Linked DNA regions of Homo sapiens: region 1 is linked to region 2. Evidence: chromatin contacts called from ENCODE Hi-C or POLR2A ChIA-PET data. All regions are on one chromosome and are shown on one strand. Each heading gives the region's core, a stretch centred on a gene start or an enhancer-like site at or near the end of the contact. The rest is flanking DNA. Distances are from core to core; before and after follow the strand shown.

Region 1 (4,609 bases), core at 34-2,533, 73 kb before region 2:
TTCCCAAGCACTCCCCTCAGGACACCTTTAAATGCTTTAAGTGGAACTGTGTCTCTGCACACTTTTGCAGTTTCATGTATACTGTCTGAAGCAGAGGTTAATGTATATAGCCTTGTTGCAACTGGGTGGACTTTCTCAGTTCCCTGGTTGCTTGGCCACCAAAGCAAGCCCCGAGCAGGAGGGTGGAGGGCAGTAAGAGAAAGAGCATGGGATTTGGGGTCTCAGAGGATCTGCAAACCACAGCTGAGCTGTGGCTAACACCAGCGCCAGTGATGGAGGAGCTATAAATCTTGTGTGCCCTCCAGCGAGCCCTTCTCACCTCTGGGCCTCAGTTTCCTCCTTTCAACAGTGAGAACATCAGACCAGATGACCCTCCGGGTTGCTCCAATGTTCTAGGCAGTGGACCTTCATGGAGCAACTGAATATTCATGAAGTTGTGAGCAGGCCAGTCCTAGCCAGAGCCAAGCAGATGCACTAGCAAGACCCCCTCCCACCCATTAAAGAGTAATGATGGTGTGTCACAGTCCATCGGCTGAGTAGGCCACTCAATTCTCCATCTCATCTACCTTCTTTGATCTGAAGGTCACACAAATGGTTCCCCTTTAAGTGCATGGAGAATACTGTCCTGCCATAGGAACAGCATTTAACAAAGCTGGGGGCCCGAGGTGCCCAAAACCATCATCATAATAAAGTAAAAGATCAATGTATCCAACAATGCCACCCCTGTTTGCCAAATTTATCAGCCACAACAGCTTTGCTGTGAGGTGAAATGTTGGGGGCTGGGTTGGGGAAATCAGTCGCCTTTCCTTACTATGCAGCAGTTTAGCCATAATTCTTCTTCAGATTTACTTCCTGTAGCAGTCTTGTCTCCTCAGATTCTCATTTCTTAGAATCCTTTCATGATTATCCCATAGTGCCTAGAACAGGGCTGGGCACACAGTGGGTACTTAATAAGTATATATGGATCTGTTTTCAGGCGTGTCCAGGAAAAGAAGACTAGTATTTCAGTTACCTGTGGCTGCAGAACAAACTACCAATTTAGTGGCTTATAACAACGATTTATGATTTCTCATGAATCTGTGTTGACTGGATTCAGCTGGGTGGTTTGGCAGGGCTCATTTAGCAGCTGCTTTCATCTGGAAGCTTGTTTGAAGCTGGAATGTCCAAGATGGCCTCTTATCCTCCAGAGCTTCTCTCCCATGTCCCTGCATTATCCACTGGCCTAGTCTGGACTTCCTTTTAGCAGCAGGGTGGCTGGGTTCCAAGAGGAACTGTTCTAAGAAGACAAGCCTAGTGCGCAAGCACTCATAAAGCCACGGCTTGGATCATGCTTGTTAATATCCTTTTGGCCAAAGAAAGCCACATGGCAAACTCCAGAGTCAATGCAGGAGCGACCACACAAAAGTGTGACTTCTAAGAGACATAGTTCATTGAATGCCACAAAGCAATGACCTACCACAGCTGGTGAATCCCCTCTGCCCCCTTCGATGGGGATAGAGCCATGATACCCTGAGCCATCCTCTACCCTCCCAGAAAAGTAGAAGACAGGACAGGTTTCTCAGTGGAAAACCATCCTCCAGAGCATGTGAGGAAGTCAAGTCACCCACTGCCAAGTTAGGGAGGGAAGGTTCCTTGAGTCCCATCATGGTCATGCTCAAAATCTAGCAAAAGCTGGACTGTCTTTTCAGATCCTGGGGGACAAGTGGAACCTGTCACTTGCATTCATTCACTGAATATAGTACCTGAGCACTACCATCATGGAGCACTTGGGATCAAGGTGTATCAAGGGAACCTCTGCTACCAATAGCAGGAGAGGAACACATGCATTTCCACGCATGTCCTTGTTGGCCATGGGGATTGTCTTTTTCCACTGGGGAGTAATAATGTGGTGCAGTGGTTAATTGCATGGACCCTGTTGGCAGATGGCTTGGCTTCAGATTCTAGCTCTGCCACATACCAACTCTGCTGACCTGGGCAACCTGCCCAGCCCTCCTGAGCTATGGTTCCCGTGTCTAAATTCTCGTGAGGGTTAAATCACTTAATCCATGAAAAGCACTCAGAACAGAGGTTGGCATAAAATAAGCACCAGGCAAGCATTTGCTAATATTATTCATGAGTAACCCTTACATAAAGAATTCTTTTTTCAAATTACAAACCTAATATATACTCGATGTAAAAACAAACCAACCTTGCAATATCTGAAAAAAGAAAAAAGGGAAAACCCACTCACACAATTCCTCAACCCGAAAAGAATCCTCTTCACCTCCTGGCATGCACACTTAGTGTTTTCCTATGAAATATGTACACATAGCCATTCTTTTCATTACAAAAAATTGTCATACTGTTTGTAGCCTGCCAGTTAAAATGTAATAATATGTCAAAAATGTTGGCCATAAATATTAATCTACAATTTGATTTTACTATCAGCATGTATTTAATGATGTAATCTATCCTTTCCTGTGGGATATTTATATGATCTGTGATTTTTCACAAATAGAAGTAATGCTGTGATACATATCCTCATACGCATCCCTCATTATGTCTTCAGAATAAGTTCCTAGAAGAGGAAAATGCTGGGTTTGAATGGAATGCCTACCTGCAGGGTTGATTCAGATGCTGCTGTCCTGGCCTGGAGAGAATGAGTGTGCCTGGAAGGCATAGTAGGAGAGGAACATGTACCTGTCCTCCATGTCCTTGTCGGCCATGGGGATTGTTTTTTCTCACTAGGGAGTTATAGTATCAGCCTCTAGGCCAGGAACATTCTGCTGTGGTGTGGCTTCTCCTCTGCCGCAAGTAAGGCCAGAGCCGCCTTTAGAGCCTGTGGAGGCCAAAGCAACTCCATCTTGGAAGCTACCCACCATGTTGACTTCTGATTATCCGCAGTTCTGGGACGGCCTCTAAGATTTCCAGCATATCCATTGTTCCTTGTGTAAGAGCAAGTACTTACTATAAATCCTGCCCTTAGGTCAACCTTGATGTTATCATACTTCAACTGTCCTACACTTCCCTTCTGAACCACCCCTCCCCTGTGGTATATAAGCCCTGGGTCTGGAGGGTAATGGCACGTGGATCCACCATCTCCTCTCACTGCCACCTGAGACATAAACATGGTTTGTTTTCTTAAGTCTCTATTAAATGTTTCTAAGAAACTGGATTTGTCAGCCTCTTTCTTCAGCCTCTCAGCTTCTTCAGACTTTGGGGGTGGGATTGCATAGACCTGCCCATTGTAAACAGAGCCCCAGTTGCCTTCTGCCTGCCTGTAACCACTAACTGCCCCAGGTTTCCACCTAGTCCTCCTGCACCACTCTCTACACACAGAGTTTCAGTGTCCCAAAGAGAGACTTTGGCAGTAAACAGACATGCTTCAATATCCCTTTAGCAGGTGACCCCAATCCACGTATCCCTCTCGGATGCCCAACTCCAACCTGGACCTGTATTTCTGCCGGACTGTTCCACGGGATCCTCAAATTTAGCCCGGCCTAACCCACTCTTCTTGTCTGCTTTCCCATCACCTGTTCCAGCAAGCTATTTGAGCAGGTGTCCCGGCTTCAGGGGTCAGGCAGCATGGGTTTAATTCTGGCTCTGCATTTACCAGCTGGGTGATTGTGGGCAAATGACTCAACCCCCTTGAGCTGTAGTTTTTCTTAACTGCAAATTGAGGACTTTAATATGAGCCTCTCAGGGTTCTGAGGATTCAGTGGGGTGACAGCAGGTCTTACAGAGTAAATGTCTAATAAATGATAACAAGAGCAATACTGATATTATTTTTATTCTTACTACCCACTGCTCCAACTGAAAACCTCATAGTCATTCTTCCTTCTTCAAGTGTCTCTTCTCTTCCACAAAGCCAGGAAGTAAACCTTACAAATGGCCCCTGAACCCCTGCTGCTGCCCTGCTGCTGGCACACATGCATTAAGTGGTCTCCTTACCCCCTCGCCATCCTGTGGACAGCACATAGCAGATGCCCGGAAAGTTGCTTGTGTGAAAAGTACAGTGGTTCCCAGCAGATCACTTCCTTTCTCTGGACTCTGCTTCCTCATCTGTAAAACCATCTCCAAGGGCCCTTGCAGCCGGGAAACACTGTGATTCCCTATCCCTCTACTGGTTCCTTGCCCCAGGGAACAAGGGAGCCTGGCTGCATCACTCAGGCAGGCAGATTCTTAGCAGGACAGAGCGAGATAACAGCTAGGTAGATGACTTCTCTTTTTATTGCCTGAACCATCAAACCCTCCCCAAGATTTCTGGACTACTGTCCCTTGGCTGGCTCAGAAATTTCTTAGCTCTACCAATATTTTCTTTCGTAGTTCTGTAAAGCAAGCTCAAACTCAGCGAGCACCGCCTATGCAAAGACCTTAAACCACATGTTTATTTTCCTAAGCTATAAAAAGTTTATGAGGGGAGCTGGACTTCTTGTCCAGCACCATGCTCAGAATTGCTACTGCATTCCACAGGAAGACAGAGGGCTCTGTGTCAGTCCAGGGGGGCTGGAGGGAAGTAGGTGGAGTATAGCTGTCCAGCCTCCAGTGGAAAGGGCACAGGGCATGGGAAGGAACAACTGAGTGGCAAATTCATTGGGTAGTGAGGGCAGTGGAGAAGAAAGATGGGGGA
Region 2 (5,103 bases), core at 1,460-3,959:
GGGATCCAGAGAGCATCGCTCCCTATCTGTGACCTTAATAGCACCAGGAGTCTGTCTCCTCCCGGAGAGATGGCTTTGACCCTGTAGGGGATAGCATTCTGGGGGATGCCTTGCAATAATCCCATTGTCCCTTGCCCCTTCCTCTTTACCTCCACTGCCTTCAGGCCCTTCCCTTGCTTGCCTGGGTTACTGTCAACCACTAAGGGAGCCCTGCTTTTGCTCCCCCTCCTGTCCTGATCCTTTCAGCCAGATTAACCTTTTCCAAAATGTAAATCACATCATGTCCCTCCCCTACTTAAAACCTTCAAAACTCCCTTCAGCTCAGAGAACAAACTTCGAGTGCTTGGTTTGCTGCACAGAACATTCTCATGGACACTCTCCTGCCCCACCTGCCAGCCAGGCCATGCCCCTTGCAGGTCTGAACTGTAGAGTCCTGTTGTCACCCTTCTACCTGGCTAACTTCTGTTCCTCTTGGGCGCAACCCAGCTGTCGGCTTCTCCTGGAAGTTTTCTCAAGCTGCATTAGGTCTACCTTACTGTGCTCCCTCATTTATGGAATTTCACCCCACAGAAATCCTTCCTGTTCGCCCACATAAACTTCTTGAAGGCTGGGCTTGTGTCTTTTCCCCTTGTACTCCCAGCGCCCAGAGCAGTGGGCAATAAACAGTTCTCCCTCCATCATTTCAGCACCAACTTTCCTTCGGTCTTGCTCTTGATGACTTAGACACGTGTCCTGGACACTGATGATGGTGATTATAATTACAGCCCTAGGGGCTACAGAGCTGAGTAGGCTATTTATCTCTGCCCTAAATAGGCGCAGACCACTGGGGCTTTGAAATGGTCCCTCCACTCTTTCTGCTGTGAATTCTCACCTCTTGCTGCTGACTGTGTGTCTTACTTTATGCCCAATTATTGGGTGAGGGCCTCGCCTGTCTTAAAAATTAAATTGCAGGGCTCTGAGCTGTTTTCCTTGACAAGCAGGAGTCTTGTTCTCTACCTTTGTCTCTGTGGTTTTTGTCCTCAACCGTTGGAATGGCAGGAATTTGGCTTTTGGACAAGCCATGGGGGCCGCTGCAAGGGCTGTGTGTGAATTGCCCCCTGTAGATCTGGGGAGTGTGGATGGACAGCACGCCAGCTGCAGACTCAAGAGCTTCCGGATTGTTTCAAGGGCTAATTTGATTAAGAATAACTTTAATTCCTGGAACCTGCTTTGAAAACTTGCATCTGTGTAAATGTCAAGTTTCTTAGTGTCAAATTGAAAACCACAAAAGGACAGATGTTTTGCTTAAGCTGGAGGACGACTAGCCCAGTTGGAAGAAGGACACACAGGGAGGCCAAATGGGGCCACCAGGACAGAGCCCGGGCCCGGGGAAGTGCTTCTCCTCTGATGCGTGACGTTTCCCGCAGGTGTGCCCTGTCTACAAGGCAGGTCAACACGAGGACCCAGCTGAAGGCAGTAGCGCACCCACTAGGAAAATACCTGTATTTGTGAGTGGCACGGGCACAGGAGCCACCTTGAGAAAAATGTGAACATTCCAACCACCCAGTTACAGGAAATACAGAGCTCACAGGAACATGTTAGATTGCACCACTGGCACACAAGGAGCAAAATCCAGCATAGGGGAACTCTGTGGGACTGCACAAACTCTATTTTCCTCAACTAATAAATTGCAAGGAAAAGAGAGAGGGGGTGGAACCTCTAGGTCAGGGTTCTCAACCTCAACACCCTTGTCATTGGGGCTGGATAATTTTTTGTTGTTAGGGGTCTCGGGGGCTGTCCTGAGCATGATAGGATGCTTAACAGCATCCCTGGCTTCTACCCACTAGATACACTCCCCACCAACCCAGTTTTGACAACCAAAATTGTCCCCAGACATTGTCAAGTTACCCCTTTAGGAGCAAAACTGCCCCTAGTTAAAAGCTCCTGCTGTAAATTCAAAGAGGCTTAGGAAACATACTGACCAATCACAATGTATGGACCTTATCTGGATACTGAAACAAATAGATAAACTGTTTAAAAATAAAAAAAGAAATATTTATGGGACAATTACAGAACTGTATACTTGATACTATTAAAGGGTTCATTGCTAATATTTTAGATATATAGTGGCATCATGAATATCTTTTTTAAATTCCCATTTAGAGACACATATTGAAACATATAAGCGAAATGATATCTGACATCTGCGCTTTGCTTCAAAATAACCCAGGGCAGGGGCAGGGAGTAAAACAAAGAAGAAACAAGATTGGTCATGAGTTAAAGATAATTGATGGGTCGTGGAGCTTGTTATACTAGTTTCTCTACTTTTGTATATATATTTTTTCACAAAAAATATGTTAAATGAAAGAAAAAGAATAAAAGAAGGGAAGGACTAGTTAGGACTCTGAAGCTGAAGATATTGTTTCTCCTCAAAGAATCGCTGTCACCTTCTCATCAGCTTTTCCCAATCTTCCCTTTAATCAGATCCCTCTGGAAGCCTGTGTCAGTGGTGTTCACCACTCTAAAAAGCTCAAGCTGTGCAAAGGAAAGTCACATTGGGCTGAATCCTTGTTGCATGAGAATTTTAATAGTTGATGTTATCTGCATGACCCATCTTGCCCAAGCAGTTCTCTCCCTAATGAGTTCTGGCAGTACAAGGTAGGCATTCCACAAATGGCTTTTGCATGCAGCCATCTGTGAGTGAATGAACTGGTGAATGGGCAGAGTTCAAGGTAGTCTGCTGGGCTGTGGGAGAGATGTGACTTAATAAGTAAGTCACGGTCCCTGCCCTAGAGGAGTTCACTGTCTACTGGGGGCTAGTTTAAACAATCAATGCGAAAATAATTCAGAACGAAGGAAATGCTAAGTAGACTCTAAGCAATGTGACATGGTGTGGCCAATTCCAAGCAACAAGGAGAGCCAAGTCTCAGCTCAAACCTTGGGGCCTGATCTCAGAAGGAGCAGCACCAATTCTTATGACATCCAGTTGCTTTTTACGATTCTTTCAGTTGTGAAGTCATAAAAGTTGTCCTACTCTAACAAATTCACCGGGGAGACTTGGCTGGCTACAAAGGAGAAAGTCTGTTTACATTAAAAAGGAAAAAAAAAAAAAAAGAAAAGAAAAACAGATGAACTACTGCAAGAAAACCAAAAATCAGAAAAAGCTGTCGGTGGCTTAATATGCTCTTTAGCGGCTTCAGAAGATCTGACTCATGCCTTTTCCTAATATGTCTTCCCATGTCAAAATCCACCACCTCAAAGGGAAGCAGAAGATGGTCTTACGGAGACCATGCTCTAGGCAGCTGCTTCTGAATGGTGCCAATGTGTTAGCTCACCGCCCGAAGTGCAAAGTCCTTTTAGGAAATTGATTTTCCTTGGATAAAGTCACTTCCCTCTCTGCACCTCAGTCTCTTCCACTGTAAGATGAAGCAGTTGGATGAGATCAAGCATGGCAAATTTGTGGCACACTTGCCACTCCTTACCACTCTGTGCTCAAGAAGACAGGCGTTGCTAATTGAGCTAAGCACCTTTCCACACCGAGCCCAGACATACCGGGCCTACTCAGTGGAGGATTCCAGTCACACGCAATCCATCAGAGGGAAATGATGCTTGCCTCAAACGTACTTGTCATCTCTGGCCTTCAATGTCCCAGAATTTTAAGTGAGTTTAAAAATCCCTGACCAAGAACACATCCACAGAGAGAAAACCCAAGCACACAATTACTTCACATCCAAAGGTTATGGAGAACTTCTACTTGCTGAGTGTCATGATGGGATTCAGGCAGAAGACAGAGAAGACAGGGCCCACTCACCCAGCTTCTTCCACAACTTAAGGGGCTTATGATTTGATTAGGGAGAGGAGACTTACAGGAAAACACAAGCCACAGCCTGACACCAGGGCCAGATCACGGACAGTCAGACCACAGCAAATGGAGGTGGAGGTGGCATGGAGTGGGCAGAGAATAGGAGACTTGAGCTGAGCCTTGACGGATGAGCAGAGTAGACAAAACAGCCAGAAAAGCCAAGGTCATTCGGAGCCAGGCCCCTGCCCTAAGCTCTCCCGCTGCTCTCCTGAGTGATAAGCGAGCCCCTTCTCCTTCTGGGCTGTGTTTTCTTTGCAATGGGCTCCATTCCTAACCCATTTTGCAGGTGATGCAATATCCATGGGGATGTTGGGTGGTGAGGCTGTCCTAACAGCATCCAATAATAGGAAAGGAAATTAAGCTTGAGAAATCCACACTCAAAGGCATCTTTTCTTCCCACAAAGGAAGTATCTGGAAGAAGTTTGCTGGTGTGTGAGCATTTTATCCATTTCCCCACACAGACTGAATTTAGCACAGAGGGTGGAAATGAAAGGATCGGGGAGTCCCTGATCTTAGCTGCATAAACTGTAAGAATTCTGTTTTCAAAGTGGCTACCCCAAAACTTTACGCCAGAAATAGAGCTGACCAAGGCAGAATCTGCAGGTGAAGAAGTCTGTTTTAGCTGTGTGTGTAGTGAGATAATGTAAGACCGTATAATGGTAAAAGGCACTGTTCAATATGTGTACAGGGAAATATACTTTTATCTGTTATTGATTTCTAAAGAGGAGTAATTTGAGAATGTGCCTCAGCCTAACTGTAGAGGGATGGATTGGAAGCCTATTTCATGTCTCTCCTGGGTCTGACCACAGGTCAGTCGGACAACAGACTGAAGGCATGTCCTCTCTCCACAGTGGCCAGGCTTTGGCTCAAGGTGGAATACAGTCCCTGGACTGGGAGCCCAAGACCAATTACCCAATCGGTCAGACCTTGCCGCCACTGTGTGCCCAGTTTTCTGTCCCTTTGCATGATACAGATTACAAAGGATGGCAGTCAGGTGGGATTTGAGGTGTGCCCTTGTGGCAGAGGAAGCAGCTATTTGTCTGTTTAGGGTCCAAAATGGGGGCTGGGGGAGCTGGAGGGGGGCAGATGACTCTGAAGCTTAGAAACTCATCTGGTCTTTTCTGACTCTGTTACTTTTTATCCATAAATGTCCCCTAAGAGAACACAGAAAGGAGATTTGATTCTATTCTGCTTGCCCTCACCATGCTTCAAATCACAGTAGTCCGAACCAATGAAACTCCCAGAAGACATCTAGCCCAACA

What was found. A loop is a pair of places that touch in the nucleus more often than their neighbours do. ChIA-PET counts read pairs that join two places held with the same protein, here RNA polymerase II (POLR2A). Pooled maps may share reads with other maps.
Region 1: a map of PC-3 shows a loop between it and region 2 (3-fold over the local background). The contact joins two enhancer-like sites. A Hi-C loop is called at or near these places in 3 of 168 maps with a recorded cell type or tissue (PC-3, chondrocyte and endothelial cell of hepatic sinusoid), 1 of 37 single-sample maps with no recorded cell type and 3 of 50 pooled maps. POLR2A ChIA-PET finds 5 or more read pairs at or near these places in 2 of 52 experiments (PC-3 and T-cell).

The regions. Positions count from the first base shown.
Region 1 is chr6:44,730,690-44,735,298 of GRCh38, reverse strand. All of the region lies in intron 1 of LOC101929770 (a long non-coding RNA gene), which reads right to left. Among named protein-coding and RNA genes, the nearest start is that of MIR4642, 300 kb to the right of the region's middle. Within about 2 kb of position 1,283, at least 3 of the 41 ENCODE cell types and tissues checked have a DNase peak (open chromatin) inside an H3K27ac peak, as active enhancers do.
Region 2 is chr6:44,658,982-44,664,084 of GRCh38, reverse strand. No RefSeq gene overlaps it. Among named protein-coding and RNA genes, the nearest start is that of MIR4642, 230 kb to the right of the region's middle. Within about 2 kb of position 2,709, at least 4 of the 41 ENCODE cell types and tissues checked have a DNase peak (open chromatin) inside an H3K27ac peak, as active enhancers do.